3 separate regions of the Homo sapiens genome follow, and regions 2 and 3 are each linked to region 1. A link is a loop called in an ENCODE intact Hi-C map of the cell type or tissue named here. Cell type or tissue: gastrocnemius medialis. All regions are shown on one strand.

Region 1 (2,500 bases):
CATGGTCTTATCTGGAGGTGCTTGCAGAGCGTAAGGCCAGGGGGAGGTTCCTGGCTCTGAAGCCTGATCAGTTCCCCAGCTGCACAAACTTCCTGCTAGTTCAGGACGACTGTCTTGACCTCTCTTCTGTCCACCTGCAGGTCTCTCTGCTCAGACTAATCCTGCTTGTATGGAACTTCCCGCCCTGGCGCTAACTCCTCGTGCTGTGGTGGCCCTACCGAGATGAGCCTGTGCTGTCTCGTGTGGAGTCCCAGGTGTGGCGCCCATTTTCCTGCACTGCCCTTAGCGCTCACTCTGCTTCGCCCTCCCCTCTGATTCCCCATGTTTCCTCATACCATGCTGGAATGAATGCAGCTGCAAGGCAATTTTTAGAGTGGAAAGAGGGTAGGGAGTAATAAGCAGAGCAGATAAGAACACAGGTGCTCATGGGAGTCATCCCAGGGTACGTGTTCTACCTTACCACCTAAAGCTGGGTGACCTAGGGCAAGTTACTCAACCTCTCTGGGCCTCACATAATAACAGGACCCTCTTCATGGAGTTATGAGAATTCAATGAGCCAATGCGTGACAAGCTCTTAGTAGGGCTCCAAGCCAGTTAACACATGCTGAATAACCATCAGTATTTCTCCAAAGGGAGAAAGAATGAAAACATAGCATTTTTGATGGAATTCTTGAGTAAAAACAAAGGAAGCTACAGGTAGCCAATGGGGGATAAAATGAGGACAAAGTTAGATTCTGGCTAGGAGAATCAGGGGAACCCTAAGCCACTGTCCCCAAGAGAGGAGGGAGACTGTGCAGGAGGAGGAGACACAGCGTTCCCTCCTTCTCTAGAGGGGAATAAGGCTGAGTGGCTGGAGGGACAATCTGAGGGACACACCTGAGTCCTGTCCCCCTCTCCTGCTTTGGTATTGTGCATGCACGTGTGCACTTATATGGATTTGTGTAAGCACTGGGCTGAGACTTTCCACCAGGCATCCCACCGCAGGGTCTGGCTGGCCACCCTTTGCCAGCTATGCCACATCAGCAGTGGGTTGCGGTGGGGTGTTGAGGACACATTGCCAGCCATGGCCAGAGCTAGGGGTTTGCTGAGGCGTCTGAGCACAGGGAGTGTCAGGCCTGGGCCCCGTCTCCGCCTGGACGTGGCACTGTGGGCGGGAACTCTCATGGCATGACAGCGGGGAGACAGGCTGCTGCCACACCCACGCTGCAGATGCAGGAGCCAGAGGTCTGGGCAGGCTTGGGCCTGAGGTGGGAGCTGGCTGCAGCCGGTTTGGTCTGCGCTTTCTGACTTGGAGGGTTGGCCGCGTTTAAGCCAAGTGGAGACAAGCTGCTGCCACCTAGTGACCGGTGGTTGCAGGGGCGCTTCGGCAAGGTGGGCTGTGGACCTCCCCATGACTGTGTATGGAGGCATTTGACATTCTCAATTCTCTCTCAACCTCCCCCACCCCACCCCAGGTTCTTCAGTCTGCCAAGGAACAAATTAAATGGTCGTTATTGAAATGAAGGCTGTGGATTCAAGGCTCCCTGCCCCCCAGATCATTTCCCCAATCCTGGCAAAAGCCCAAAGATCCCAGGGTCAGGAGAGACCCCTCTGTATCCCCAGGTCCCTCCCAGAACTGACTCCTAAGGTCTCCAGCCAGGGCTTCTGAGATGCAAAGGTTTGGCCTCAGGAGAGTCACCTTTTCTCACGGCCCTGGCCTTAACTCATATCTTAGGCATTCCTGGCCCCAGGGCCCTAATAAACCTGCTTTTGTCTTCTGCCAAGGGTCTCCTTCTCTCTTGGCCTAGGAAGTGTGTGTGTGTGTGTGTGTTCATATAAGGGCTCCTGCACTTTCTGTGGCTCATCGTGGGGATATCCAGTACCAGGGTGGGGCGTGTCCCTGTGGTTGTGTGATTGGGCAGAGATGTGGGACAAGGGAAAGGGGACTATTTAACACCATGAGGGGGTGCGACGCTGATACCACGGAGCCCCATGTGTGGCGCATACTGCCAGGTAGGGGAGAGCAAAATATGGTACCCCTATTTTGCAATGCAGTACATACATGGTAGCTCCGCTGGGGATTCCTTGAGTCATTTTTTCCATTCCCAAACTCCAGAAGGGAAGAGAGGTAAGGCTTCCTCTGAACAAACCGAGAAACAGCATGGCTATTTTTCTTGGCATGCCTGGAACCGTGGAATTCCTATCCTGGCATACATCCTGGGCACTACAGCTCTCTGCAAGCTTGCGGGTGGTGGGGGCGAGGAAGCATCGCCAGCCCCCACCGTGCACATGTGTCCTGAGCACCCTGTGCGCTGCAGAGGGTGTGAAGAATTGCAGGTCCGGAGGGACAGGAGGGTGAAAGGGTGTCGCAGGGACAAACGGGAAGGGTGGAGATTGTATAGCCTTTCTGGGCGACACGACTTCCCTTCTCTGTCGCCGTCCCAGAACCTGTTTTCTCCTTTCCACTCTCTGACGCGTACACTTTCTGCGTCCCTGTAAATGCGTCCCTGAGCTTGTCTAG
Region 2 (2,500 bases), 590 kb before region 1:
AGATGCGGAGGCTCGGAAGCCGGAGATGGGGAAATCAGTTGTCATAAAAGAGAGATTCAGAGAGGGACACCGCCAGAGTGCGAGGCAGAGAGAAGCCGGGAGAGGAATTCAATGCCGTGTGCGCAGCAATAAAATAATATGACCGCTATAAAAGTTTATAGCGTATAAATTTCTGAAGGTTAAGAAACTAAACAGCAGCAAAGCAAACAGCGAGGGGAAACTTTCCGGAGCTGAGAGAGCCGCAGCTGGGCCGGGGCTCCCGGCCTGGCGGGGGAATGGGTGGGCCCCGCTCCGGCAGCCTTCACCCTCACCCGCACAGAACACGGGGCTCCGGGCTTCCGGGGCGGGGGGTGGCAGGGGGCAGAGAGGGAGAAGAGAGAAGCCGGGAAAGAACACTTTGTTGTCGCAAATGCTTCAGAAATTGCAACTGGGGCTCTTGTCTTTGTTCTTCACACCCCCTCCAGAATCAGGCGTCGGAAACGAGGAGCCTCCTGCGCGCGCGCGCACACACACACACACACACACACACACACACACACACACACACACACTCAGGTCCGGCGGGGCCAGACGTCTGGGCGCGGGCAGCCTCTTGATTCTTTTACAGTCTCATCCTATCCTCTCAGGCCTCCTCTCCCCCGACAAAAAGCCCAACTGTTTCTCCTCAGAATTTGAAACAATCGCGTGGAGTTTGAAAACTGCTCGGTCCCCCTTTTTACAGGCCATAAAGGGCGCACTGCTTTGCGGTCTCCGCTAGAAATTAGGGGCAGGGGTGGGAGGTGTACGTAGAAAGAAAAAAGCTTAGGGCTTCTTTTTTTTCCTCCCCTCTGTTGTGTTTTTTTTCTATTTTTTAGCTTATCTACACAATTTCATGAACCGTTTCCTGATTCCGATGCCCACTCCCTATCCCTCCCCTTTTACTGCTAGTTATGAAAGTTTCTCCTGCTGGCCACCTCTGCGGCTGCTCTCCCAGAAAACTGGTGGAGCCGGTGGCTGCGGCGCCTTTTCGCAGAGCAGCCGCTAGATGGCACCCTTGCTCCATGTGAAACTCCCTGGAGCGGCAGCTGCGGATGTCTGCTCCCGGCACCGCGCCTTGGTCGGCCCTGAATCCAGGAACTGAGTGCTACCAAAAGTCATGAATAATTTGTACCTAATAAAAAAAATAGGGCTCGTTATGGCCTTACCCCCATTTTATAGATTTCAGTTATAGTAGTGTTCCCCCATCTCCTCAAATGGTCAATTTTCTGAATTTTCCCCAAGAGGAGGGCTCAGTGATTCTCACCCAGTTGCTGTGTTCGGTGGGGCAACAAATGCGTGAAAACGGGGAATAATAGTAATAATAGGAATAATGGGTCCAAATCCAAAAGGAGAATTGATTCGAAACAACGAGATTTTCCGTGAAAGGAGGCGAAAGGAATGTCCCTGGATGCGGGTCAGCAGGTCAGGTGAGAGGGGCTAGCCGGCAAAAGAAGGTAGGATGGAGAGGAAGCTGCCCATCGGCTGGAGAGAAAATCACGTAAGCCAGCCCGAGACCCCCCAGTTTGTGTGTGTGGGGGAATGGAGCCATAGCTTTTGTGGGGATTCGGAGATGCCCAAAGCCGGCAGGGCGGCTTCGCACGGGCGCAAGCTCTGGAGCCTTTGTATGAGTCCAGGGCTGGGCTGGGCTCGCGCAGGGCGACCTAGGCACGGGGCAGGGGCTCCCCAGGGCAGCAGGGTGCGGGAAGGCTCGGATGTGGTCTCTGGATGCTTTGCGCGCTCCCAAAGAATGCGCGTTTTCCCATGGGCGCGAAGGCGGGCGCGGCGTCAGGACGCAGGAGCTCTGTTCTCCCTGGGTTCCTGGGCTTCCAGGTGAGAGGTGCGGCTTCAGTGCGCCTTGGCCCTGGCCGCAGGCAAACCTGGGGGCGCCGGTCCTTTCCTCATTGAGCAGCTGGAGGTCTGGACTCCGGGCACTTTCGTTCTGAGACCCGCACCCTGGTTGTTCACAGCCCCTTGCATTCCAAATCTCCTGTGTCCTCCCGGCCCCGCCGGATCCCTGCCTTCCATCCGACAAACCTGCGCCAGCAATAGATACTCCCACCCCCTCAAAATCACCCCAGCTGCAGCCTCTCCTCTCCCCCACCAGGACTTAGTGCAAGGAGGTAAGCGGAGTTTCTCCTCAACTTGAGTTTCTCTAATAAATCTGCGCTCCGCTGGGTGTTTATAAATTGTCTCCTCGCTCTTTCGTTTTTTTTTTTTTTTTTTCCTATAACAGAAACATTTTCCTTCCATCAGGAATTTCTGGCACGGTGTAGAGATGATTTAGAACAAGCCATTGAATTTGTACCTCGCCGGTGAGTTTTCAAATAATGACCATAAAATCCTCTGCACTTGATAAAAATGTTTGCTTCGGCAACAATTTAACTCGGCCCTCCGTTGCCTCACGGTCCCCTCAGCCACGCGCTGAAAATTCAAAGCCCTGGTTCTCTCCATTCCTCCTCTTTTCCTTTATCTCTCTCCCGCT
Region 3 (2,500 bases), 100 kb before region 1:
TTGGAGTCAGCACATTGAAGAGTTCCTCTTCAGGCCTCGGGTTAGTTAACAACCCATGTGTCCTCCACTACAACACCTCCCAGGTAGGGGCTGAGGAAATGCTCTGAGGAGGGCTCAAGTATGGATACAGGGCTCCCTGTTTCCCTTTCCTGTTGTCTGTACCTAGCACTCAGGTTACCTGCATATTAAGAGGCAGCAAAACATAGTGATTAACAGCATAACATCTGCAACCAGACAGCCTGGGAATAAATCTCAGTTCCCTGTCTACTGTGCTCTCTGGAGCAAGTTATTTGACCATTTATGCCTCAGTTTCCTCACCTTAGAAGGGATATACTCTATTCACTGTATCATTAGGTGATTAGGAAGATTAAATGATTTAACATGTGTAATGGTACTTGGAACAATGCCTGGCACATAATAACTGTTCAATAAGGGTAGCTGCTATTATTGCCTGATTTCTCTACAGGAGAAATTTTGAAAGACAGGCAACTGGCCGGGTGCAGTGACTCACGCCTGTAATCCCAGCACTTTGGGAGGCCGAGACGGGCAGATCACGAGGTCAGGAGTTTGAGACCAGCCTGGCCAACATGGTGAAACCTCATCTCTACTAAAAATACAAAAATTAGCCGGGCATGGTGGCATGCACCTGTAATCCCAGCTACTCGGGAGGCTGAGACAGGAGAATCGCTTGAACCCGGGAGGCGGAGGTTGCGGTGAGCCGAGTTCGCGCCACTGCATTCCAGTCTGGGCGACAGAGTGAGACTCCGTCTCAAAAAAAAAAAAAAAGAAAGAAAAAAGAAATCCCTGTTCAGAGAAGCCCTGGCTTGGTGGTAGCCTGCCTCTCCTCTGTAATGAACATGTTGCAGCACTGGAGTAAGACGCCCATCTCACATCACAAAAGAGAAACCAGGGGGCAAACAGGGATGTTAGTGGGCTCTAACTTACTCAAAAAAACATAGATCTTATACCAACTATTCATTTCCAGATTATCTGATCCAAGAGTAAAAAGAAGAAAACAGTTTTGTGTATGATGGATAACTGCATGGAATGAAAAGGGGAAATTTTAGGTTTAGGAGGAAAAAAAAACCCAAGTGAGATAAAGGCAATATAGTAGTGTCCTTAACGTCCCCCTACCCTTCACACAGAGTGCTAAAGGAGAAGGAACCACTAGGTGGCAGCATATGAGCAGGTGAACCAAAGAGAACCAACTGCCTCCAGTTTTAGGAGCCTTTGCACCAATCCCATCCCACAGGAAAGGACAATGGGCAATATTCTAAAGTGTTTAACAGAGGGAGCAAACACAAACCCTTCTATACTCCTCCTCTGCCACCCACCTCTCCCCCACTCCTCCATCCCCCGCCCATCCTTCCCTGGAGACCCAGGGACCCAAATCTGAAAAGCTGGGTGGCTAAGAGGCCAGAATATCATCGTGCCACCACTCTGTGGCTGAAAGACATCAGAAAAGGGGATACCAGAAGAGAAAGGGCCGGGATCTGGGACAGGATGAGGCTGAAAAAGGAAAAGGTCAGCTGGGTGTGGTGGCTCACGCCTGTAATCCCAGCACTTTGGGAGGCCAAGGTGGGTGGATCACGAGGTCAAGAAATCAAGACCATCCTGGCCAACATGATGAAACCCTGTCTCTACTAAAAATACAAAAATTGGCCAGGTGTGGTGGCGCATGCTTGTAATTCCAGCTACTAAGGAGGCTGAGGCACGAGAATCGCTTGAACCTGGGAGGCGGAGGTTGCAGTGAGCCAAGATCACACCACTGCACACCAGCCTGGCGACAGAGCAGGAAAAAAAGAAAAAAAAGAAAAGAAAAAGGTAACTTCTTCACTCCCTACAGAGTTCAATGCTCTCTAAATCATATGGCCATTGGCTTCCAGCATTTAAAATAAAATGTCCCTTCTATACCTGTTTTCCAAGAGGAAACAACCACTTGCCAAACTGCAAAGGTCTTTGGGTACCGCCACACACCCCACCGTAGGGACCACACTCAGATCTCTGGCCCTTCTAGCTGTGAAACTCAGCAGAAAAAGAAATTAGGTTGGTCCTAAAGTATATAAACAAATTACCTCATTGGAAATCTGGTCTGTAGTTCTGGCTGTCTCTGACATTGTTATATGCAAAAAAAAAAAAAAAAAAGCGCGGCAGGGGTTGGGTAGAGCATGTTTGATGTGTTGATGAGACAATCTACAGGCTGATGGACATTCTCTGCTAGGGGATAGTTCTAAAGGAGACTTTTTGGAAGCAGCAGATTCCTACAGCGTTGGAAACTAAACCTCACCCAGCAAAACTGCTCCACACCCAGTTAGCCCCCATCTTAGCCAACGGCCTCAGATGGCAACAGGCTAATTAGATTACCGCTCCTCTGTTTGGCTCTACTAACCAAATCCCCACCTCACTGCCTGCCACTAACTGGATAACTGGGGCATTAGACCGCTTAACTAACCACATTATATGTAGGACGGCTTCTTAATCACTACCAATTGTTCTGGCA

What was found. A loop is a pair of places that touch in the nucleus more often than their neighbours do. Peaks named below come from ENCODE experiments on the same cell type or tissue, not always from the same donor. Only the 100,000 strongest peaks of a DNase experiment are listed, where the experiment ranks them.
Region 2: it touches region 1 in a loop (4-fold over the local background); 57 of 110 quality-filtered maps call a loop at or near these places.
Region 3: a loop joins it to region 1, with 12 times the contacts of the local background. A loop is called at or near these places in 100 of 110 quality-filtered maps.

The regions. Positions count from the first base shown.
Region 1 is chr17:48,025,430-48,027,929 of GRCh38, reverse strand. It overlaps COPZ2 (coat protein complex I subunit zeta 2), which reads left to right. Exons shown (of 9, transcript NM_016429.4): 9 at 1,455-1,763. The coding sequence ends at 1,502. Among named protein-coding and RNA genes, the nearest start is that of MIR10226, 6.2 kb to the left of the region's middle. RefSeq lists a silencer at 1-203 and enhancers at 587-1,143, 1,144-1,702. In gastrocnemius medialis, a CTCF peak has its summit at 1,346 (motif pointing left); a DNase peak (open chromatin) is centred at 1,279; H3K4me3 peaks cover 1,125 bases; H3K27ac peaks cover 1,881 bases.
Region 2 is chr17:48,617,275-48,619,774 of GRCh38, reverse strand. No RefSeq gene overlaps it. Among named protein-coding and RNA genes, the nearest start is that of HOXB8, 3.2 kb to the right of the region's middle. RefSeq lists an enhancer at 1,742-2,265. In gastrocnemius medialis, CTCF peaks have their summits at 816 and 1,021 (motif pointing right); a DNase peak (open chromatin) is centred at 1,034; H3K27me3 peaks cover 2,298 bases.
Region 3 is chr17:48,130,079-48,132,578 of GRCh38, reverse strand. No RefSeq gene overlaps it. Among named protein-coding and RNA genes, the nearest start is that of SNX11, 24 kb to the right of the region's middle. In gastrocnemius medialis, a CTCF peak has its summit at 1,159 (motif pointing right); a DNase peak (open chromatin) is centred at 1,180.